Regions from separate parts of the Homo sapiens genome. Here region 1 is linked to region 2. A link is a loop called in an ENCODE intact Hi-C map of the cell type or tissue named here. Cell type or tissue: GM12878. All regions are shown on one strand. Each heading gives the region's core, and the rest is flanking DNA. Links, peaks and the distances in the headings are about the cores only. Region 1 overlaps KDM5B (lysine demethylase 5B). Region 2 has its middle 8.4 kb from the start of TMEM183A.

What was found. A loop is a pair of places that touch in the nucleus more often than their neighbours do. Peaks named below come from ENCODE experiments on the same cell type or tissue, not always from the same donor. Only the 100,000 strongest peaks of a DNase experiment are listed, where the experiment ranks them.
Region 1: it touches region 2 in a loop (2.5-fold over the local background); 20 of 110 quality-filtered maps call a loop at or near these places.

What each region holds. Positions count from the first base shown.
Region 1 is chr1:202,793,206-202,805,837 of GRCh38, forward strand. All of the region lies in intron 1 of KDM5B (lysine demethylase 5B), which reads right to left. It also overlaps the pseudogene SLC25A39P1. Among named protein-coding and RNA genes, the nearest start is that of KDM5B, 8.9 kb to the right of the region's middle. RefSeq lists enhancers at 2,653-3,153, 3,154-3,654. In GM12878, for the core only: no CTCF peak of the experiment used is centred there; DNase peaks (open chromatin) are centred at 7,726 and 8,984.
Region 2 is chr1:202,992,612-203,005,243 of GRCh38, forward strand. It overlaps the pseudogene MGAT4FP and the pseudogene RPS20P8. Among named protein-coding and RNA genes, the nearest start is that of TMEM183A, 8.4 kb to the right of the region's middle. RefSeq lists an enhancer at 12,566-12,632. In GM12878, for the core only: a CTCF peak has its summit at 6,830 (motif pointing left); a DNase peak (open chromatin) is centred at 6,840; H3K4me3 peaks cover 430 bases.

The DNA.
Region 1 (12,632 bases), core at 3,258-11,257, 200 kb before region 2:
TTTCTATAAAATGGATCTGCCTTAGCAGCAAAAACCAACAAATATGTTGCTTTTGTTTTTGTTTTGCTGAACCTACCAGGATACAAAGTATATATGCAAAAATAATAGATTCATAATTTCCCATTAATCATCTCATGAAATCACAATTGTATCATTACTATGGTTATATAAAAGGCAATGCAGTAGTTCAGAGCAGTAACTGAGGACCTGCACAGCCTAAGTTCAAATCTGGCTCCACCAGGATTTGGGCTAGATTCCTTCCCTCTTTGGGCCTCACTATGTAAAGAAGGGCTGATATTTTAAGCTGCCCATTTTACAGATAGGTTAATAGAATAAAGCTCTGAAAATAGTCATGACCCTCCTTAAGGTTAGGAGCTCAAGGATAACATGGAAATAATGGAACACATGCCAGAAACCCAACATTTTGATTCCTACTCTATTCTTTCCACAAAATCTCTATTCTCTTGAAGTTTTCATTTCCTAGCTGGCTAATGTTACCCCTCAAAACCAAATTATCTTAGAATCCTAAATCAAATTCTAAACTTTGTTCTTGTCAAAAAAATCTTGATGAGCAACTATATATTCTATAAATCAAAAATATATTTTAGAAATGGAAGATGGGAAAAGCCACAAGGTTACCAGAGAAAAACAGTAGTTATAGAGGAACCCAGAAGAGTGGGCTGCTACCAAGCACAATTTTTAAAAACCCCAAACCCATACTCTACCACAAATCCCTGAAGCCAGCCTCCCACTGGAAAATTTGGTGGCTGTTCTCAATTTGTCCAAAATACATCATATTGGATGAAAGCCTCTCTGAGACAGGCAAAAGTCTAAAGACCTGGAATTTTACAAAGTGGAGGTAATACTCAAATTTCACTGTATAAACTTCTCTTATATCCACCCCTTTCCCCACTGTCCTATAAAGATAACAGAATACAAATCCTAAGGGCTCCTACCTCCCATCTCTTCCAAGTTAAAGCCTGGCAAGGATGAGATATTACCATCTGGTTTAAATGTCACCAAATGATGAGTTGGTATAACCACAGAAAATTGGGAGGATCCTGCCTTAAAGACCTTGTAATTATGTGGGCTTGATAGGGATTTGTTCTTTGTTTCTGGGGTTATGTGATTAGAGTAGTATTAAAATGTTTCAGTATCTGTAGCCTGTAGTATGTATGCCCCATAAGAATATGTGCTTAATGAAAAGTTCCAATCAAGTGCTTGAAACACACTAAGTTTAGGCTTTAGTTCTCTGAACATTACAATTTGGTCAAGCCAGTGAGATGGCAAAAATTAACTCAAGAATGCACAACAATCTGCCTAAGGGCACATAAAGTACATAGCTGGGAAAAGAAATCTTAGCCTAGCTATCTACTCCTAACAAAAATACCTAAGCATTTGACAATTTTAAATGGTACATATACCATTGGGGAGTGTCTTAATACATTTAGAAAGCAGTATTAAGTGACTGATTCAAGACCAAAAAATCCACATTAAAGTCACAATAGAAATGTAGCATATGGTAGTCCCCACCCTTATCTGGAGGGATACATTCCAAGACCCCCAGTGGATGCCTGAAACCATGGATAGCAAATACTAAACCCTATATATACTATGTTTTTTTCCTATACATACATACCTATGATAAAATTTAACTTATAAATTAGGCACAGTTAGAGATTAACAATAACAATTAAACAATACACTGTAATAAAAGTTACATGGGGCCGGGTGTGGTGGCTCACACCTGTAATCCCAGAACTTTGGAAGGCTGAGGCGGGCAGATCACTTGAGGTCAGGAGTTCAAGACCAGCCTGGCCAACATGGTAAAACCCCCAACTCTACTAAAAATACAAAAATTAGCCGGGCGTGGTAGCAGGTGCCTGTAGTCTCAGCTACTCAAGAGGCTGAGGCATGAGAATCGCTTGAGCCCAGGAGGCAGAGATTGCAGTGAGCCGAGACACACTACTGCACTCCAGCCTGGGGGACAGAGTAAGTCTCTGTCTCCAAAAAATAAATAATAAAAAATAATAATAATAAAAGTTACATGAATGTAGTCTTTCTCTCAAAATATCTTATTGTACTGTCCTCACCTATTTTTGGACAGCAGTTGACAAATTCTATCCGTGGTTTTCCTTTCTGCAGATAAGAGGAGACTACTAGAAGCTGGGCGCAGTGGCTCACACCTGCAATCTCAGCACTTTGGGAGGCTGAGGCAGACAGATCATCCGAGGTCAGGAGTTTGAGACCAGCCTGGCTAACATAGTGAAACCCCATCTCTATTAAAAATACAAAAATTAGTTGGGCGTGGTGGCACGTCGCTGTAATCCCACCTACTCAGGAGGCTGAGGCAGGAGAATCACTTGAACCCAGAGGCAGAGGTTGCAGTGAGCTGAGATCGCACCATTGCACTCAAACCTAGGCAACAGAGCAAGACTCCATCTCAAAAAAAAAAAAAGAGGGGACTACTCTCTACATGGGTTTACCTAAGAGGCAATGTTATGAGGTCCAATAACAGAAGATATATTTGAATAAAAAACTAGGAAATTTAAGTTTATATGATTACATAGGGGTCCTAATTAACTTTTTTTTTTTAACATAAGATTGTCTAATTGTTGGTAAATAATAAAATATAGGGAGTAAAATACAGGGAGTCAGTCTTGGTGCAAGGTGAAGATTGTCTAATTGTTGGTAAATAATAAAATATAGGGAGTAAAATACAGGGAGTCAGTCTTGGTGCAAGGTGAGGCCACAGAGCTGTAATGGGCCTGACCAGCCTCGCACTGTACAAGCACCAATCTAGAGCTAGGACTGAAGCTGCAAGATGACTGACAGGACTCTGGGGGCATTAGCTCCCTCCAACAAATGGTGGTCTCACGTTTCAAGGGCTGTGGTCACCTCCTTCCTCGTGACACCCCTGGACATGGTGGAAGGTCCATTTGCAGCCTCAGTGCCCGCTGGTGGCCAGTGAGCTGACACCTTCCTCCAGACTTCAGAGCCTCTCTTATGCCAAGCTGCCCTCCTCTCTCCAATCCTGTACTACAATGGTGTCCTGGAGCCTCTGTACCTATGACCAAATGGTCCCCGCTGTGCCACCTGGTTTTAAGACCCTACCAGCTTCACTGGCACCTTGGATGCCTCTGTGAAGATTCTGAGGCACAAGGGCACCAGGACCCTGTGGAGTGGCCTCCCAGCCACCCTGGTGATGACTGTGCCAGCTACCACCAACTACTTCACTGCCTACAACCAACTCAAGGCCTGCCTGTGTGGCTGAGCCCTTACCTCTACATAACCTTGGTAGCTGGTGTGCTGGTCCACCCTGGCACTATCACTGCAATCATCAGTGCCCTGGAGCTTATGCAGACAAAGCTGCAGGTTTAGCATATGTTATACTATGTGCTGGTACCTGTGTTTGAGCTCCGGTGGCTTAGAGTGGTTGGTGCTCACTGTGGCTGTGCCGGGGCCCCACTCTCCTTAGAAATGTGCCCTTCTCAGCCCTGTACTGGTTCAACTACGAGCTAGTGAAGAGCTGGCTGAATGGGCTCAGGCCAAAGGAACTCCATGGTCCCATGACAACCATAGGAGTCAGCTTTGCAGCTGGCAGCATCACCATGATGCTGGCTACAGTGCTGACCCTAACCTTTGTCGTGATGAAGACTCAACACCAGGCCACACTCGGAGTGATGGAAGCCGTGGAAGTGACATCCCTGGATGCGGACTCTACCTGGTTGCTCAGAGGTGGATCTGTGCCAAGTCGGGCATCAGAGGGCTCTTTGCAGGCTTCCTCCCTTGGATCATCAAGTCTATCCCCTCCTATGCTATCACGATCACCACTTATGAGTTCAGCAAAAGTCTCTTAAAGAGACTCAATCAGGACCAGCATCTGGGCCATTCAAAGGGGCAAGGAGGCAAGGACCCCCATCTCTCCAACAGATGGGGAAAGAGGGGAGGAGGGACTGAACCCCTCAGCCCTGAGGGGAGGATCCTTGTTTCCATTCCCGCTGTGCAACAGCCCCAGGGGTCCAGGGGTAGGCTGCCCCTCTGGGCAGCCCAGGCCATCCTCAGACACAGCTTCCTCCTGCTGCTTCCATCCTGGGGATCATCCATTTCCTACCCTCCAAGTTCAAGACCAAATCTGCTATCTGCCCCTCCCCTATGTTTCCCTCTGTGCTTGCTGTAGCTGGGCCTGCCCCAAGGAGTCAAGATATCCTGGGACCTGGTCTAGTCTCCCTGCTCCTTTGTTAATTCCTTAAGTCTAAATATAATTAACTTCAATAAATAAATAAATAAAAGAATAAAATATGATGGTGGCTCTTGTCCTAAAATATTTTCTTAAAAGATCTAGGTAAACATTTTTCCTGCCACTTCTACTTTTCTCCCCACTTTACAAGTAGGATAATTGCAAAATTACTAGACTTCAACTATTGACCCCTCCTGTCAGACATGAATTGAGATTATTTAAATTATGTTAGTAAGTACAATATCCTTCTATTTGCGTGGCTTCCACAATGTCACAGTCATCCCATATTAGGGGAAATTTAAATCACTGTAAACCCTTCTTAATACAAATCTCACCAAACTAAACTCCTGCCTATATACATGCACTACATAAGACACACAAATGCACCTGCAAATTTTCTGAAATAATTTTTAACAGCTCTACCTTTTAAAACATGTTAATCTCACTAATCTGTTTAGGGACAGGCCGGGCATAGTGGCTTGTGCCTGTAATCCCAGCACTCTGGGAGGCCTAGGCAGGTGGACTGCTTGAGCTCAGGAGTTCAAGACCAGCCTAGGCAGCATGGTGAACCCCGTCTCTATTAAAATAAATACAAAAACTAGCTGGGCATGATGGTATGCACCTGTAGTCCCAGTCCCAGCTACTAGGGAGGCTGAGGTGGAAGGATGACTTGAGCCCAGAAGGCGGAGTTTGCAGTGAGCCAAGATCACATCATGCTGCACTCCAGCCTGGCAACATAGTGAGACCCTGTCTCAAAAAAAATAAAGATTCAGGGACAGAAAAGCTTTGTCTAAACCAATTGAAGGATTATAGTCTATATATTCTAGGGTTTTTTTTGTTCGATTGGTTTTTGTCTTTTTTTTTTTTTTTTGTACAGATAGGGTCTGCTATGTTGCCCAGGCTGGTTTCAAATTCCTGTGCTCAAGCAATCCTCCCACCTGCACCTCCCCAAGTGCTGGGATTACAGGTGTGAGCCACTATGCTGGCTATACTCTGGTTTTGATGATGGGTTTTTGCCTTTTTTTGGGGTTGCGGGGTGCGGTTTGCCTTTTCAAGTTTCACTTTTAAAACATCCCTTCATGGCCAGCCTGGCTAACATAGTGAGACACCATCTCTACAAAAAAATTTGAAAAATTAGCCAGGCATGGTGGTGTGTGCCTGTAATCTCAACTAAATGGGGGGCTGAGGTGGGATCATTTGAGCCCAGGAGTTCGAGGCTCCAAGGAGCTGTGATTGTGCCACTGCATTACAGTTTGGGCAACAAAACAAGAAAAAAAGAAAACAATCCCTTCACAGCCAGGTGCAGTGGCTCATGCCTGTAGTCCCAGCACTTTGGGAAGCTGAGGTGGGAGGATGGCTTAAGGCCAGGAGTTCGAACCAGCCTCGGCAACACAGCAAGACCCTGTCCCTAAAAAAAAATAATAATTCTGGGTGTGGTGGCATGTATACCTGTGGTCCCAGCTATTCAGGAGGCCGAGGTGAGAGGACGGCTTGAGCTCATGAGGTCAAGGCTGCAATGAACTATGATTGCACCACTGCACTCCAGCCTGGGCAACAGAGCAAGACTCTGTCCCCGGGGGACAAGGGGAAATCCCTTCACTATATGGGAAAATGAGGGATGTGTACTTGGCACTAACCCTTGTCTCACTAAATCTGTCCCCAGACTCTTCTTAGCAATGAGCAAATAAAGCTTTGGGATTTAAGCTCCTTGCAATCCATCAATTAATTAGTCTGGACAGCAGCCCTAGGTCAGTGTCAGATCCCCTTAGAGCAGATGACAAGCATACGTTGCAGAAAAATGACTTTGTCCAAGGTCATGATGTAACTAGATTGAAGACTCTACCCACCTATTTTTTAAAATCTAGAAAATACCCCTCCTGTCCTCTTTTACATAATAGAGGAACTGGCTTTTGAAAAGTAATTTTAACCCGGGCGCGGTGGCTCGCGCCTGTAATCCCAGCACTTTGGGAGGCCGAGGTGGGCGGGTCACCTGAGGTCGGGAGTTCGAGACCAGCCTGACCAAGATGGAGAAACCCCATCTCTACTAAAAATACAAAATTAGCCGGGTGTGGTGGCAGGTGCCTGTAATCCCAGCTACTAGGAAGGCTGAGGCAGGAGAATTACTTGAACCTGGGAGGCGGAAGTTGCGGTGAGCCGAGATCACGCCACTGCATGCACTCCAGCCTGGGTGACAAGCGTGAAACTCCATCTCAAAAAAAAAAAAAGTAATTTTTAAAAAAGAAAAAAACGTGATAAATAAAAATATACATACACACAGTCCCCTTGATAAACCTCTTTTTTATCCCTGCAAAATAATAGTTAAATTTCACAGCATTTTACAAGAGATTACCATGTGAAATGAAATCAACAAGTTCTAAAAGGTCATTATGTGACCACCTGCCTGGTGGCATCTCCTATCTCAGAAATGAAGTTATTATTTCAAGGAAGCAGGGAGAAGTCTTTAGATTTTAAGGGACATTAATAGAAAATATTTTCCAATGACCTAATTTTTAAATTGAACCTAACAATCTAACAAGTAATTCATCAGACTCTTCAAATTCTCATTTCCCTAAAACTTCTTTTCCAGAAAGGGACTTTTGTTTTGTTTTTGTTTTTTGAGACGGAGTCTTGCTCTGTCACCAGGCTGGAGTGCAGTGGTGCGATATCGGCTCACTGCAATCTCCACCTCCCAGGTTCAAGTGATTCTCATGCCTCAGCCTCCCGAGTAGCTTGGGACTACAGGTGCGTACCACCACGCCCAGCTAATTTTGTACTTTTGGTAGAGACAGGGTTTCACCATGTTGGCCAGGATGGTCTCAATCTCTTGACCTCATGATCCACCTGCCTCGGCCTCCCAAAGTGCTGAGATTACAGGTGTGAGCCACCGCACCCAGCCATTTTGTTTTGTTTGTTTTTGAAACGTCTTGCTCTGTTGCCCAGGCTGGAGTGCAGTGGCGTGATCAGGGCTCACCGCAACCTGGAACTTCTGAGCTCAAGCCATCCTCCCACCTTGGCCTCCCGAGCAGCTGGGACTACAGGTGCACGTCACCATTCCCAGCTAATTTTTTGTCTTTTGTAGAGATAGGGTCTCACTATGTTTCCCAGGCTGATCTCAAACGCCTGACCTCAAGCGATCCTCCTGCCTGGAGCCTCCCAAAGTGCTGGAATTACAGGTGAGAGCCACCATGCCTGGCTAGAACATCATTCTGTTTCTTGGTTACTACTGATGTCAGCTCTGTTTTGTCAGGCTAAATACCCACTCTGACCAGAAGGCCCCTTCCTAAGAAAAGAAAGTTCAGATAAAGTCTGGCCAATACAAAAATGAACAGATAAAGAAATGAAGTGATGTTAGCAGAGACTAACCTCCACCCACCAACCGACTCCAACACCTCCATGTGCCAACAGACCTGCAGCTGGTCAAGTTACTTGACATGTCCCAACAAATGTGTAACAAAGCAACAAAGCCATTGACTAAAACTGAGAAATACTATCCCCAACCTAATTGGGCAAAATGACCATCACTGACTGAAGGCTAGAAAGCTCACCTCATAATTGCCCAAATGTCACTTATAACCTGAATAGGACAAAAGCTAAGCTAAGCTGTTCTTTACAAATGAAGATCCCTAGTTTTGTCTCAACTCCAATGCTGCTACTCCACTTTCTGCTCTTCTATCCAGGAAAATAGCTAAAGTAACTATTCTTTACACTTTTGTGTATGCTTCACATTTTTTGTAATAAAATTTTTTAATTTACTCCCTGAAGTGACGGGTCTGGCAGAACAAAATGATTAGTTTTTATATCCGAAAGAAAGCTTAAATGCTTAAAAAAAAAAAGCAGCAGCAGCACATATGGGATGACTCTAAGGCCATGTGTAAAGATATATGCTGATGGTGCTTTAAGAAGGATGGTCTACAGTTAAAGGACTGAGTGTCTTAAATCATGGTGGGGGGTAGAGGACTTAAAAGAATGCATTCCAGTCAAATTCTGCATCTTTGTTCCAAACATCCTACAATTATGGAACTGAAATGCCTCACTGTCCTAGAGACATCTTTTCTTCATTAATCTGGTTCATAAACTTGGTTGTAAAAAGCAAATTCAAAGAATTCATCTAATAATGACAGAAAAAGAAACATTTCTGAATGAATTTGTGGAAGTGTACAATTTAATTTTTCATTTAATTTTTATTTACAATTTTCATTTAATTTTCATATTAATTTTTCCTCTTTAATCCCATGCAAGGACACAGCAGTTAATAAATACTTAAGAAATACTTCTCAATTGCATACCATTCTTATGTCTAAAACAAGTTTCTCACAATCTGGATTTTATAAATCCAGTTATTAGTATCTCAAACTTTAAATAATCAAAAGTCAATGGCAGCAGCCTAAGAATATGGCTTTCCCAAGGTATCAACTCACCCACCCACTCACCCCAAAGAGACTTGTCGGTACGCCCTCTGGTGAGTCCCCTTCAAGAGACCCAAACTTAAATTTGAGAATGTGTAGCCCTCCAGTTCCCAACCTTCATTCCATCTTTTTTTTTTTTTGAGGCTGCCAATGATCTGTACTATAACAGGTATATTAGAAAATACCAAATTCTCTTAGAGAAAAAAAAATTGCACAACAATCTCAACACTGAGAGGACTGTCCAAGGATGAAAGCAAGGTACTCCTAGGTTAGTAGTTTTTCAAACCTATAGATGGCATTTGGAAAGAAGTACACGCATAGGCTTCAAAAAACCCTGAACACCAGAAACCTAATTAGCACTTTCATTTTAGGGGCACGGGCTTTCCCTTATCCTTTTCTACAGCCAACCTTAATGGGGTCCAATTAAGGCAACAATGAAAGGTTACAAAAGTCTACAAAAAGGTCCCATTACAGCATTTAAACAGGGTTCATTTTTTTTAATCAAATAGTTTACACTGTTTTTTTGTTGTTGTTGTTTGTTGTTGTTGTTGTTGTGTTTGTTTTCTTTTTTGAGCCTGTTGCCCAGGCTAGAGTGCAATGGAGTGATCTCGGCTCACTGCAACCTCTGCCTCCTGGGTTCAAGCAATTCTCCTGCCTCAGCCTCCCGAGTAGCTGGGATTGCAGGCGCCTGCCACCATGCCCAGCTAATTTTTATATTTTTAGTAGAGACAGGGTTTCGCTATGTTGGCCAGGCTGGTCTTGAACTCCTGACCTCAAGCGATCCGCCCACTTAGGCCTCCCAAAAGTGCTGGGATTACAGGCACGAGCCACTATGCCCAGCCCTGTATTTTTTTACCCAAGAGAAAATTCCCCCACTGGCAGATTTCTACCCACTTATAAATGTAAACCAGTAAACACATTTTTCACTAATCTATCAACCTGAAATACTCTAATACTCTAAGTCTAGGCCAACAGGTCATAAAGAAAATTACCCTAGAAACAGAGAAAGAATAAAATTAAGGTTTAATAATTTTCTCTTAATTTTTCTTATCAGTGTCTCAACAAAATAATTCAGGCCAGGTGCACTGGCCCATGCCTGTAATCCCAGCACTTTGGGAGGCCAAAGCGGGAGAACTGCTTGAAGCCAGGAGTTCAAGACCAGCCTGGGCAACATACTGAGAAACCGCATCCCTACAATTTATTAGAGGCTGAGGAGGGAGGAGCACTTGAGCCCAAGAAGTGGAAGCTGCAGGGAGCCTTGATTGCAACACTGCATGCCAGCCTGGATGACAGAGTGAGATTAAAAAAAAAAGGAAATTTCAGGCCCTGGCTTTTAATAGAGAATGTTTATTAATGTTTTTCAAAGGTAATTCTCTACTCATTTCGCTCTTTTAAAAGTTTAGATTGCATGTTTAAAACCATACCCTATAACCATAGGAAGGGAAGGAAATTTTTCCAGTGGGGGTGGGGACTCAAATCTTTAGCTGACTCATATTTGCAATATCATTCACATTACATTCTTAAAGTCTACACGTTTTGTTTATTAGTTCACTAAGAATTACAACTGGGTAGATATGTTTGTGGCTACTAATGTGCCCAATTTACCACTGGCAAAGTCAAATTTAGCTAAACACCCATTCAATAACTACAACAAATGAAGTTTGTTTTAGCTTTAAGGTAGACATTTGTGGCCTAGGTGCGGTGGCTCACGTCTGTAATCCCAGCACTTTGGGAGGCCGAGGTGGGTGGATCACCTGAGGTCAGGAGTTCAAGACCAGCCTAACCAACATGGTGAAACCTCGTCTCTACTAAAAATACAAAGTTAGCCGGGCGTGGCGGTGCATGCCCACCCAGCTACTCAGGAGGCTGAGGCAGGAGAATCGCTTGAACCCGGGAGGCGGATGTTGCAGTGAGCAACATGACGTTGCGCCATGGCACTCCAGCCTGGGCAACAACAGCAAAACTCCATCTCAAAAAAAAAAGGTAGACATTTGTGGCCTAGAACTGTAGGACTTAATCCAACCTCCTACCAGGTTTTTCTCCTGGGCATTATAGTCCTAAATTTGTCTTAAAAGGTAGTTAGGGGTCGGGGGAGGGGGGAGGGAAAGCATTAGGAGATATACCTAATGTAAATGATGAGTTAATGGGTGCAGCACACCAACATGGCACATGTGTACATATGTAACAAACCTGCACGTTGTACACATGTACCCTAGAACTTAAAGTATAATTTAAAAAAAGGAAAAAAAAAGTAGTTACAAGTGAGTTCAGGGTTTCTTTTGAGGGAGATGAAAATGTTCTACAATTGATTGTGGTGATGGTTGTACAACTCTGAAAATATCAAAAACCACTGAATTACACATCATAAATTCGTGAATTGTATGGTATATTTCAATAAAAGGGTTTTTTTTTTAAGTAGTTATAAGTTCTTCCTTTGCTCAAGGATGTTTCTACTGATAAGCCTCTTCTCTAAACGTTAAAGGCTTAAAGTGGCCAAAGATACAAGTAGGGAAAGATTTCATGACACCAAAGAAATAGGGAAAACAGAGAGAGGGTTAGGCCTAAGTCGATCAAACCCCAAATTAGGGAGAATGATACGCTGGAAAGGGAGTAAATGAGCTCCATATCATTAACACTTCTACCATACAAAGAAGTGTATAAGTTCCTCCCTCTTCTCTAGGAGTGGAACCAACAGGCTCACTCAAAAATGGTGACTGTATTAAAACATTTAAGGGCAGTTTTACACTTGGCTATAAAGATGAAGGAATCAAACTAGTAACCACAAGAAGTTAAAGCTGAAAAATTTTTGTCTCTTGTGGCCTCTGGGGTTTGATTTAAACCTTCTCCGGACACAAAGAAGAAATCTGTGGAATCTAGGCCCGGCACGGTGGCTCACGCCTGTAATCCCAGCACTTTGGGAGGCCGAGGCGCATGGATCACCTGAGGTCGGGAGGCAGAGGTTGTGATGAGCCACTGCACTCCAGGCCTGGGCAACAAGAGCAAAATTCCGTCTCAAAAAAAAAAAAAAAAAGAAATTTGTGGAATCTATCTATGGCCAAATGTGAGACATTTGAAAGCAAGAAAATAAGTTACTAAAGCCATAAATATATTCCTATCAAAATTTGGGAGACAAAAAAGTATTTACTGAGCAGCCAACTATTTTTCTGCCTAATAGTTACACCCTTAAAATTACTCATCTCCAAATACCACAAAGTGATATGGAAAAATATCATTTGTCCTTAAACAGACATCTAAGTACAGTATCATGGAGGAAATTAAAAATTTGCATTTTAAAGGTGACAAAACCAGAAGCCAGATGAATTGTAAATTTAAGAAGGTTTTGGTCCAGAAAACAAGCCTGGTTATCCTACATAGTTGATATAATTTGAAACAAAGGTTTGTATTAAACTTCAAACTCAGATTTGAAGTATAGTCTTCTTGACTTAATCACGTTTTCTCACATTTATCTTACTATATTTTCAAATTTCTGAGAACCCCTAAGCTGCCATATACAAAATAATGTAAGTACTCTAAGTTTTCAGAAGCCAAGCAGTTTGGGAGTCTCACTGAGAAAGCAGCTATAAACTGAAACTATATTAAGTACCATTGGTAAAGATACAAAGGTAAGAACAAAAGGAGACAGAAATGTTTTATACTTCTCCTTACCTTCTAACAAGTAAAATACCAATAGTTCCAATTCCCCTTCTAATATAACCATTTGTGTTCCAAAAACTCGGTGAACAAAAATCATCCAGAAATACAGACATTATATATATCACCATGGAAAATATTTCACACTTCTTGAAGGGTTTTTTTGTTGCTATATATCAACTATATGAAACCACTTGTTCACAGTTAGCTTTCCCAAAAACAAAACAGTTTCTAAAACAAAGACTGTTTACATCTCTTAAGAAGCCTTTGTTCCAACAAGACCCCTCTTCAAGAGCTACAACTTCTGGAAAGATTTCCCTTTTTGTGGTTATATC
Region 2 (12,632 bases), core at 2,335-10,334:
GGCACATGTATAAAACTATAGCATTATGCTATAGGTCATGACTCACTTGAGACTAAATAAGCATCTTTTTCCTTTTCCTTCTCCTACCCCTTTCTACTTTTTCTTCTTAGTCTTTAAAAAAATCTTCCTCATCTTCTTTATTCTCTCTCAACCAAAATGCTTCTTTTAAAAAAATTTATGTAGAAGTAAAAATGAGCATAAAATTTCCGGTATAAAATACAATTATTAGTCTAAGAGCTAGTATTATTGTAACTTCAGTTTGAGACTCTGCATTTTGTTTTCTACATCATTTTAGAGACTAATACATTTTAAAAAACAACTATTAGTCTATGTTTTTGGACACACAATGTATAAAGATATTTTATGATATCAATAGCTGAAAGGGGTGGGGAGTCAGCAGTATAGGAGCAGAGTTTTTGTATCTATTGAAGTTAAGTTGGTATAAATTCAAATTAGAGTGTCATAACTTCAGGATGTGAAGTGTAATCCCCATGGCAACCTTAAATAAAATGGTTATAGAATATACACAAAAGGGAATGAGAAGAAAAGTAAAACATTACGCTACAAAAAACCCCAGCTAAACACAAAAGAAGACAGTAATGCAGGAACGAGGAACCAGAGTTATAAGGCATATAGAAAAACAATAGCAAAACCTATGTGAGATTTTCCTACATAGCCCTGGTATTTATATGGTTTATTTAAAAATTGGCCCACATTGTTATTTTTCAAAATATAGTTTTCTCGTATTCAGCTGTCCTTCCTTTACATTTTATAACTTGACAATTCTGAGTATTACAATAGTGATTCTTTCCTATTACCCACTGTTGATGCTTTTAGAGAACTTTTATATATTCTACAAATATTCTTTCTTCTTTGTTTTGAGGCAGTGTTTTTTTACTCCTGTTGCCCAGGCTGGAGTGCAGTGGTGCAATCATGGTTCACTGCAGACAACTTCCCTGGTTCAGGCAATCCTCCTGCCTCAGCCTCCCAAGTAGCTGAGACTACAGGTGTGCACCACCACACCCAGCTAATTTTCTGTATTTTTAGTGGAGACAGGTTTTTGCCATGTTGCTCAGGCTGGTCTTGGACTCCTGAATCCAAACCATTTGCCCACCTCGGCCTCCCAAAGTGCTGAGATTACAGGTGTGAGCCATTGTGCCCGGCAAAATATTCTTTCTTACCCCGAGTTTCTTTTTTTAATCATCCTACTGTATTATATTTTATTCAAAGTATTTGTTAGCTATCCTGACATTCTTGATCATTGGACCATTATCCTATGTACATTAAAAAAATTTTGTGACTGGCACATAATAATTGTACATATTTATGGAGTGTAATGTGATGTTTCAATACCTGTATAAATTGTGCAATGACAAAATTAGAGTAATTAGCATACCCATCACCTTGAACATTTATTTATTTGTGAGGATAACATTAACAAACCTCTCCTCTAGCTCTTTTGAAACAGACATTATTGTTAACTCTAGTCATCCTAGTATACAATAGACCACCAGAACTTATTCCCCCTATCTAACTACAGCTTTGTACTCACTGAACAATCTGTCATGATGCTTGCTCCCCAACTACTCTCCCCGTCCTGTGGTAACCACTATTCTAGTCTACTTCTTTTATTTTTTCTTTTATTTTTTGAGATGGAGTCTTGCTCTGTCGCCCAGGCTGGAGTGCCGTGGCGTGATCTCGGCTCACTGCAAGCTCCGCCTCCCAGGTTCACGCCATTCTCCTGCCTCAGGTTCACGCCATTCTCCTGCCTCAGCCTCCCGAGTAGCTGGGACTACAGGCACTCGCCACCACGCCCGGCTAATTTTTTTTGTATTTTTAGTAGAGATGGGGTTTCACCGTGTTAGCCAGGATGGTCTCGATTTCCTGACCTCGTGATCCGCTCGCCTCGGCCTCCCAAAGTGCTGGGATTACAGGCGTGAGCCACTGTGCCCGGCCTATTATAGTCTACTTCTATGAGAGTGACTACTGAGGTACCCCACTCGACATACTAAAATTTTGTCATAGCTTATCAGGAACTATATTCTAGGACCTCCCTTTAGAAGAGGAAGAAGAAATCACAGAGGGAAATTGGAAAATACTTAGAGATAAATGAAAATTAAAATACAACATACCAAAACTTAGAGGATGCAACAAAAGCCATGTAAAGGGGTTAATTTATAGCTATAAATTCTCATATTTAGAAAGAAGAAAGATCTCAAATCAACAACCTAACTTACAGTTTCAAGAACTAGAAAAAGATAACAAAGTTCAAAGCTAGCAGAAGGAAGGAACTAATAAAGATAAAAGCAGAGATAAACAAAACAGAGAACAGAAAAATAATAAAGAAAATACGATGACTCACACCTGTGATCCCAGCACTTTGGGAGGCCGAGGTGGGTGGATCACTTGAGGCCAGGAGGTCAAGACCAGCCTGGCCAATGTGGTGAAACTCTGTCTCCGCAAAAAATGCAAAAATTAGCTAGGTGTGGTGGTGCACATCTGTAATCCCAGCTACTTGGGAGGCTGAGGTGAGGGGATCACTTGAACCCGGGAGGCAGAGTTTGCAGTGAGCTGAGATTGCACCACTGCATTCCAGCCTGGGTGACAGAGCGAGACTCTGTCTCAAAGAAAAAGAAAAGAAACTAATCCAAAAGTTGTTCTTTGAAGAGACGAACAAAATTGATAAATCTTTAGCTAGACTGAGTAAGAATAAAAGGAGAGAAGACTAAAATACTAAAATCAGAAAGTGGGACATTACTATTGATTCACAGAAATAAAAAGGATTATAAGAGAGTATTATGAACAATTGTATGCCAACAAATTGGATATCCCAGATTAAACGGACAAATTCCTAGAAACACAAAACCTACCAAGACTGAATCGTTAAAAAATAGAAACTATGAGTTGACTCATAATTAGTAAGATCTAATCAGTAATAAAAAAAATCTCCTGACAAAGAAAGCCCTGGATCTGATGGCTTCTGTGGTGAATTCTACCAAACATTTAAAGAGCTAACATGAATCCTCAAGCTGTTCCAAAAAATTTAAGAGGAGGAAACACTCCCTAGTTCATCCTGTGAGGCTGGTTTTGCCCTGATACCAAAGCTAGCAAAGATACAATAAGGACACTACAGATCAATATCCCTTTTGAACATTCATATAAAAATCCTCAATAAAATACTAGCCAAAAGAATTAAGCAGCATCTTAAGGATTATATACCGTGATCAAGGGGGATTTATTCCCGGATGTAATAATGGATTAACATATGAAAACCAATGTAATACACCACACTAACATAACGAAGGGGAAGAAAACCACATAATTATCTCAATTGATGCAGAAAAAGCATTTGACAAAATTCAACATACTTTCATTATAAAAACATTCCACAACCTGGGAATAGAAGAAAATTACCACAACATAATAAAATCATATATAAAGAATTCACAGTGAACGTCATACTGAATAGTAAAAGACTAAAAACTTTTCCTGTAAGATCAGGTACAAGGCAAGGATGCCCGCTTTTGCCACTTCTACTCAACATAGTACTGGAAATTCTAGCCAGAGCAATTAGGCACAAAGAAAGACAGAAAAAAAATCCAAATTTGAGAAGAAGAGCAAAATTTTCTCTGTTTGAAGATGATATGATCTTATATGTACAAAGTCCTAAAGATTCTACCAAAAAAACCTGTTAGAACTATTAAACTAATTCAGCAAATTAGCAGGATACAAAATCAACACAAAAACATCAGTTGAATTTCTATGAAGTAATAAACAGAATAAACACTCTGAAAATGAAATTAATGAAAAAGAAATCTATTTCTAATACCATCAAAGAGAACAAAGTCCTTAGGAATTCACTTAGCCAAGGATGTGACTTGTACAATGAAAACTACAAAATATTGCCAAAGAAATTAAAGAAAGCATAAATAAATGGAAAGCCATCCTATGTTCATTGATTGGAACACTTAATATTGTTAAGATGTTAATACTTTCAAAGTCATCTACAGATTCAATGCAATACCCATCAAAATCCCAATGATGTCTTTTGCAGAAATAGAAAAATCCTTCCTAAAATTCATATGGAATTTGCCTTGAGTAGGCAAAACAGTCTTGAAAAAGAAGAGCAAAGTTGGAGGACTCACACTTCCTTATTTCAAAACTCACTACAAAGCTACAGTAATCAAAACGTGTGGTATTGGCATAAAGGAAGACATATAGACTAATGGAATGGAAAAGAAAGCCCAGAAATAAACTCTAACATACAGTCAAATGATTTTTGATAAGGGAGCCAAGACCATTCAATGGGAAAAGGACAGTCTTTTCAACAAATGGTGCTCTGAAAGCTGGATATGCACACAACATAAGAATGAAGTTGGATCCTTACCTTACATCACATACAAAAATTAAATTGATATGGATGAAAGACAAACTTGAGAGCTAAAACTATAAAACTCTTAGAAGAAAACATAGGCAAAAGCTTCACAGTATTGGATTTGGCAATGAATTTTTGGATATGACACCAAGGGGACTGGCAACAAAAGAAAGAATAGACAATTTAGACTTTATGAAAATTAAAAGCTTTTGTGCATCAAAAACACTATCAACAGAGTAAAACGGCAACCCACAAAGTTGGAAAAAATATTTGAAAATCCTACATCTTTTTTTTTTTTTTTTGAGACAGGATCTTTCTGTGCCACCCAGGCTGAAGTGCAGTGGCACAATCACAGCTCACTGCAGCCTCAACCTACCGGGCTCAAGTAATCCTCACCTCAGCCTCCAGAGTAGCTGGGACCACAGGTCTGCACCACCACATCTGGTTAATTTTTAAATTTTTTGTAAAGACAGGGTCTTGCTATGTTGTCCAGGCTGATCTCAAACTCCTGGGCTCAAGTAATCCTCTTGCCTCAGTCTCCCAAAGTGCTGGGATTACTGGCATGAGCCCCCACATCCAGCCCAAATCATGTATCTTATAAGGGATTAGTATCCAGTTTATATAGAGAACTCCAAACACTCAACAGCAGCAACAACAACAAAAAAACCTGATTCAAAAATGGGCAAAAGGAGTTGAATAGACATTTCTCCAAAGAAGATATATAAATGGCCAATAAGCACATGAAAAGATGCTCAATATCACTGATCATCAGGGGAGTGCAAATCAAAACCACAATGAGATTCCATCCCACACATATTAGGATGACTACTATTAAAAAGAAACAGGAAATAACAAGTGCTGGCTAGGATGAACAAAAGTTGAAATCCTTGTGCACTGTTTGTGGAAATGTAAAATGGTGCAGCTGCTGTGGAAAACTGTATGGTGGTTCCTCAAAAAATTAGAAATAGAATTGCCACATGATCCAGTAATTCCACTGCTGGATATATACCAAAAGAATTGAAAGCAGGGTCTTGAAATAATATTTGTGGACCCATATTTATAGCAGCATTATTCACATTAGCAACTCAAATGTCCCTCAACAGATGAACGGAAAAACACAATGTGGTGCATACATAAAATGGAACACTATTTAGCAAGAAAAAGAGATGAAGTTCTGATTCATACTACAGCGTGAATGAAACTTGAAAATTCCCAGAGCTCTCAGCTAATTATAGTAACTGCAAGTAGAGTGTTTATAGCTAGCATGGAACTCCATTTTTTTTTAATCCTACAGAGCTCCTATGTTACCCAGGAGAAAGGAATGGAGCAGGTATTCCCTGATAGAGGAAACAGTATAAAGATACTAAGGATTAGACTTGGGTCTGGCCCCCAAAATTGACTGGATCATGAAGTGTGGGATTATGAAGCTGAGGAAGATTGTGTTCACCCCCCAACTCATTCTGGTCTGCCCTTGGGACGTGGTACTTGATCAAACCTCTTCAGTTAATAGCAATTCCTTCTTACCTGGCCCCATTGCATACTAAGTCCTGGCCATGCCCCTTATAAGTTAGCAATCTGATTCCCAAACTTTGTTTTGTTTTGTTTTGTTTTTGTTTTTTTGAGACGAGTCTCGCTCTGTCGCCCAGGCTGGAGTGCAGTGGCGCGATCTCGGCTCACTGCAACCTCCTCCTCCCGGGTTCAAGCGATTCTCCTGCCTCAGCCTCCTGAGTAGCTGGGATTACAGGCACCCGCCACCATGCCCAGCTAATTTTTGTATTTTTAGTAGAGACGGGGTTTCACCGTGTTGGTCAGGCTGGTCTCAAACCCCTGACCTCGTGATCCACCCGCCTCGGGCTCCCAAAGTGCTGGGATTACAGGCATGAGCCACCATACCCGGCCCAAAACTTTGTAAGGCTAATAATTTGCAAAAGCAAAAACAGCATTTATCTGGACTGATGCCCATCTTAAACAGAGTGGAATAGGGAACACAGGTTATAGAAGGAGAAAAAAGAGCATTGTCACCGTGAGAGTAGCCAGAGAGATAATGAAGAGAGCTAAAAAAATGGAGTATCATCGTAAAGATGATTTCAAGAAGGATGAGATCTCATAGAAATATAAGAAAGAGAATGTAGAAAATGCAATGAAGAGGTCACTGGCTACCTTAAGAGTAGTTTCAATGGACAGGTGAATTTTGAAGCCCGAGTCTGGTGACACAAGAATTGTCTAGGTGCTGAAGAAACAAAGACAATGGGCAAAAGGTGTTCTTATTAGTCATGGTAGATAGAGGAGGGAACAGTGTTTGTCATGGAGGTTTTCAGGACAGAGTAGACTTGTGCATGTTTGTAAATTAGAGAAAGGAGCCTATAGGTGGGAAAAATATGTTCATTTCTGTAATTCCTGATGTGCAAATTTTTGTAGACTCAATTATCACGTACTGAGGCTATACTGCCCTCTTGTGGTGCAGAGTGCCCAGAAACTTTATTCTAAATTAGAAGTCTGCAAACTTGCTGTAAAGGGCCAGACGGCAAATATTTTAGACTTTGAGGATCATTCGGTCTTTGTCATTATTACGCCTTGTAGAGTGAAAGGAGCCACAGATAGCTCTTTGAGGAAGACCTGGTCCCAGCTGTACCGGAACTCTGGTCCACCCGCTCCTGCAACTGACTCGCCGCTGTTCACTCTCCAGAGGAAATCATGCCACAGACGCAGCTTTTAACAACATGAGAAAGACATCCCTGGAACCACAAGTTAATTCACTGAATTAGAATTACCCTAACCGGCCAGGCGCGGTGGCTCACGTTTGTAGTCCCAGCATTTCGGAAGGCCAAGGCAGGTGGTGGATCACTTGAGCCCATGTTCAAGACTAGCCTGGACAATATAGAGAGACTCTTTCTCTACAAAAAATACAAAATTTATTCGGGCGTGGTGGTGCGCACCTGTGGTCCCAGCTACTTGGGGGGCTGAGGTGGGAGGATCTCTTGAGCCCAGGAGGTCGAGGCTGCAGTGAGCTGATATCGCGCCACTGAACTCCAGCCTGGGCGACAGAGCGAGACCCTGTCTCTGAAAATAAAATTACCCTAACTAGCTGCAACCTGACATCCCTGGAGAAGATGTGTGCTGACTTGATCAAAAGTGCAAAGGAAAATAATCTCAAAGTGAAAGGACCATTTTAGATCCCTACCAAGATTCTAAGAATCACTAAGAGAAAAACTCCTGTGGTGAAGTTTGTTTAAGACTTGTAAGAATCCAAGATAAATCCCCATAAGAATCCACAAGCGACTCACTGACTGACACAGAACTTCTGAATTGCTAAATTGATTACTTTCATCAGTATTGAGCCAGCTGTTGAAGTCACCTCTGCACAGGATTAATCAATTTTCTTTAAGTGATTATCAGTTGGTTAAAAAAGAAAAAAAGTAGCCACAGATAATACATAAATAGGTAGGAGTATTTCAATAAAACTTTATTTACAAAAAATATGTAGGGGTCAGATTTGGCCTGCAGCCTCTGGTTTGCTGGCCCTTGATCTAAACCTGTGTTCTCAATATTTGGACGGAACATTAAAGTCATCTGGGGATTATTTTTGTTTGTTTTTAAGAGAATAACTCCTGGTCTTGAAGGATCCTCCCTCCTCAGCCTCCAGAGTAGCTGGAACTACAGGTGTGGCCCACCAGCCTGGCCCTCTAGGGATTGTTTTAAAATAATGCGAGTGCCCAGGCTACACCTCAGACTGATTGAATATGAAACTTTGGGTGTAGGGCCAGGTCACTAGTACTTTATAAAATGCCACCACCAGGGAGGGAGTCCATTGTGCAGTCATGGCTGAGAGCTACTGATTCAAATGAATATGCTTCTAGTTTTAAGTGCAGCCCACCTTTATTGAGTGCTTATTATGTGCCAGGTGCTGAGCTAAGAGCTTTCCATATATTGTATTATCTCATTTAATCCTTAAAGCAACTCTATGAATTGGGAATCATTATGAAGCTCATCTTATAGATAAGGAAACTGAATTTTTGTGAGATTAAGTAATCTGCTCCAGGTTATGTAGCTATTAAGAGAAGAACAGTGATTGAAACTGAGAACATCTGCCTCTAGAGCCTGAGCTTCCCAACGCTAGGCTACTCTATTTGTTACTATTATTTTTAACTGAAAACCACTGAGAACTATGTGAATTGAACTATTTGTATCATATACTATATTTTATTTTTAAAATTTATTTTATAAAATAGAGATGAGGTCTCACTATGTTGACCAGGCTGGTCTCAAACTCCTGGCCTCAAGCAATCCTCCTGCCTCGGCCTCCCAAAGTATTGGGATTACAGGTGTAAGCCACCACACCTGGCCATATACTATATTGTATTTTATTTTTTGCTTTTGAGACAGTCTCAGTCTGTCACCCAGGCTGGGGTGCAGTGGTGCGATCTCCTGGGCTCAAGTGATTCTCATGCCTCAGCCTCCCAAGTGGCTGGGACTACAGATGCCGGCTACAATGCCCGGCTGATTTTTGTATTTTTAGTAGAGATGGGGTTTCACCATGATGGCCAGGCCGGTCTTGAACTCCTGACCTCAGGTGATCTGCCGGCCTCGGCCTCCCAGAGTGCCAGGATTACAGGCGTGAGCCACCGCGCTCGGCATCAATATACTATATTTTAAATAAGGTGGGTAAAGTTAATCACAAGCAATTTTCCCTAGATTTAATAAATGCAATAAATGCAGTTTTTCTAGTGCCACAGCTGTTTTTTTTTTGTTTTTTTTTTTTTTTTTGAGATGGAGTCTCACTCTGTCACCAGGCTGGAGTGCAGTGGCGCGATCTTGGCTCACTGCATTCTTCTTATGAATCAGATTCTTCTCAGATCTTTTCCACAGCTTTAGCACATCATAGAAATTCATTGTTTAAGTACGCTTTCAGTTTGTTTTCTGTTACAGGTTTTCTCTTAGTTTGACTCCACGTGTACTAACTGTTACACGCATCTGTATAAGAGACCACCTGAGCAGGCTTAGTGTGAGCAACAAGGCTGTTTATTCACTTGGGTGCAAGTGGGCTGAGTCCGAGAAAGGAGTCAGCGAAGTGTGGTGGGATTATCATTGGTTCTTATAAGTTTGGGATAGGCCGTGGAGTTAGGAGCAATTTTTGTGGGCAAAGGATGGATGTTACAAAGTACATTCTCAAGGGCGGGGAGGATGTTACAAAGTACATTCACAAGGGCAGAGAGGACGCATTGTCACAAGGGCAGGGAGGAATGTTACAAAGTACGTTCACAAGGCGGAGGGGGAGACTGTATTGTCACAAGGGCGGGCAGGAGCGTTACAAAGCACATTCACAAGGATAGGGAATATCACAAAGTACATTATCACAAGGGTGGGAGAATGTCACAATGCCTTGACCATGGTGTGGCCAGCTCAGAGGAACTTACACTTAGACTACTAATATTAATCAAAGGCAAAAGTTCAGTATGACTCTTTTAATCTTAGAGGCAGTATAAGACAGTGGTTTTTATTTTTATTTCTTATTCTTATTTATTTATTTAACAGAGATGGTGTCTCACTATGGTGACCAGGCTGGTATCGAACTTCTGGCATCAAGTGATCCTCCCATCTCTACCACCCAAAGTGCTGGGAGCCACTGCACCTGGCCAAGACAGTGTTTTTTCCTGCCTCAGCCTCCCGAGTGGCTGGGACTACAGACATGTCCCAGCATGCCTGACTAATTTTTTTTTTTTCGTATTTTTAGTAGAGATGGGGTTTTACCATGTTGGCCAGGGTGGTCTCGAACTACTGACCTCAATCATCCACCTGCCTTGGCCTCCCAAAGTGAACAGTGTTTTTTTAATATATGAACTTTGGAGATAGTCTGAATTCTAACCCTGCCACTTGTATGTTAGGTACTAACTAGTCTTAGCATTTTAATAAACTGGAATGGGTTGCCTTCCTTCTGACTCTATGTATTCTGTCCTAATGCAGTAGAAGCAAAAAGGAATCAGTCACCTAAGGTGTTTTCAAATAACAACTACCACAACTTTTTCACCACTATAATAATAGCTGAGAGGCTTACTATGTGCTATTTTTAATGCTTTTTATGGGTTAATTCAATTAATTATTTCAACAACCCAGTGAAGCAGGTGTTTTTATTATCTGAAATTTACAGGCAAGGAAACTGAGGTTCAGAGAGGTTAAGTAACTTTTCCAAGGTCACACAGATAATAAATGGCAGAGGGAAGTTTTGAATGCAAGCAAGTCTGACTTCACAAGCTGCACTCTTGACTACTTTCAAAATATTGCTTTTTTATACTAAACTGCCTTCAGTAGGAAATCCCACTGTCATGTATTTATTTATTCAAACCGAAGGGATACTTTTCCAATACCTCCAAAGCAATGATTCCCAGGCTTTAGGGTTTCACAGGCTATTAAAATTTGAAAGAAAATTATGACAACCAACATAGATTTGCCATCTTTAAGTTTTCAAGATAAAGGAACCTTAAAAAGCAAACACCTCCTGTGAGCATTTACTATTAGTGCAAAATAAATAACAACCTTTTTTTTTTTTTTGAGATGGAGTCTCGCTCTGTCGCCCAGGCTGGAGTGCAGTGGTGCGATCTCGGCTCACTGCAACCTTCGCCTCCTGGGTTCAAGCTATCCTCCCAAGTAGTTGGGACTACAGTCACCCGCCACCATGCCCGGCTAATTTTTGTTTTTGTTTGTTTGTTTTTTAGTAGAAACAGGGTTTTACCATGTTGGCCAGGCTGATCTTGAACTCCTGGCCTTGTAATGCACCCTCCTCGGCCTCCCAAAGTGCTGGGAGTACAGGTGTGTGCCACCGTGCCGGGTCTAAAGGACAGTTTAATACCAAAAAAGTAGGGTGGACATAATCTAGAAATATAGCATTCGAATGCTGTATATATTTATCTGCTGTCCTTGAATTTCCCACTTTTCTGAGGAAAATATTTGAAAACAACATTTTCCTTTCACTTTCTTCCTAATAGCTAGGTTAAGCCACTTGCATTTAAACATAATAACAATTTTAGTAACTTTTACTTGTCTTCCTAGCAAGAACTTGTATCTTCTGGTCTGGAGATTAACAGTGCTATTAATTAAAAATTGTTGCTTTTTAATAAAAGGTGGAATGAAAGAGTAGGATCATTTGTTCCACTATATTGGCCCAAGGACTTAAGAGTCTCAGAGGATTTGCTTAAAATCTTCTCAGTCTAGAAATTTTGAAAGATGAAATAAACAGTTTTGAGGCCGGGCGCGGTGGCTCACGCCTGTAATCCCAGCACTTTGGGAGGTCGAGGTGGGTGGATCACAAGGTTAGGAGTTCAAGACCAGCCTGGCCAATTTGGTGAAACCCCGTCTGTACTAAAAATACAAAAAAATTAGCCAGGTGTGGTGGCACATGCCTGTAATCCCAGCTACTCGGGAGGCTGAGGCAGGAGAATTGCTTGAATCCGGGAGGCGGAGGTTGCAGTGAGCTGAGATCGTGCCACTGCACTCCAGCCTGGGTGACAGAGTGAGACTCCGTCTCAAAAAAAAAAAAAAAGAAATAAACAGTTTTGGGAACTAGCATTTCTTTCATCCAATGCATTAAAATAGTAATTATACTGCTGAAAAATGAGACAACATTCTTGTTAAAACCCAAGTTTTTTATAGTGACATTGTAATAGGGTTTATGTTTCTTGTAACTTTGATTTCCTCCAGAATCTGAATGCCTGAGTGTTTTCAACAGGGTGCCACATGAGTAGAAATCTACATCTATGTGAACCTTGTGAAATTTTTATTACACTTTTTTTGGTCTTTTTTTTTTTTTACCTTTTTGTGGAGAATGGGGTCTTGTTGCCCAGGCAGGTCTCAAACTCCTGAGCTCAAGTATTCTCCCGCCTCCACCTCCCTAGGTGCTGGGATTACAAGCGTGAGCCACCATACCCGGCCATGAATTTTTTATTGATAACGTTGTGAAATGAGAAGCCTCAGCACTTACCATCTGCATTTTGAACTGGACTACAAACATGAATTACATATAAATAGAAACCTTATTTGAAAGAATTTTCTTTTGTTAACAGCTTATTAGACATTTGTTTCATGTTGTAACTTTAGATAAATTAAATTTGAATATTTCATAATTGTAATCAATTCTCTTCAGCTTCAATTTTAATTCCTAATTGATTCAAGCCTATTAGCAAGATCCCTGGTGGTAGTCTGTTACATAATGTTAGTAAAAGGCCTGAGGTTTTTCTCCTAACAAACTTGGTGCCAGCTCGTTAGA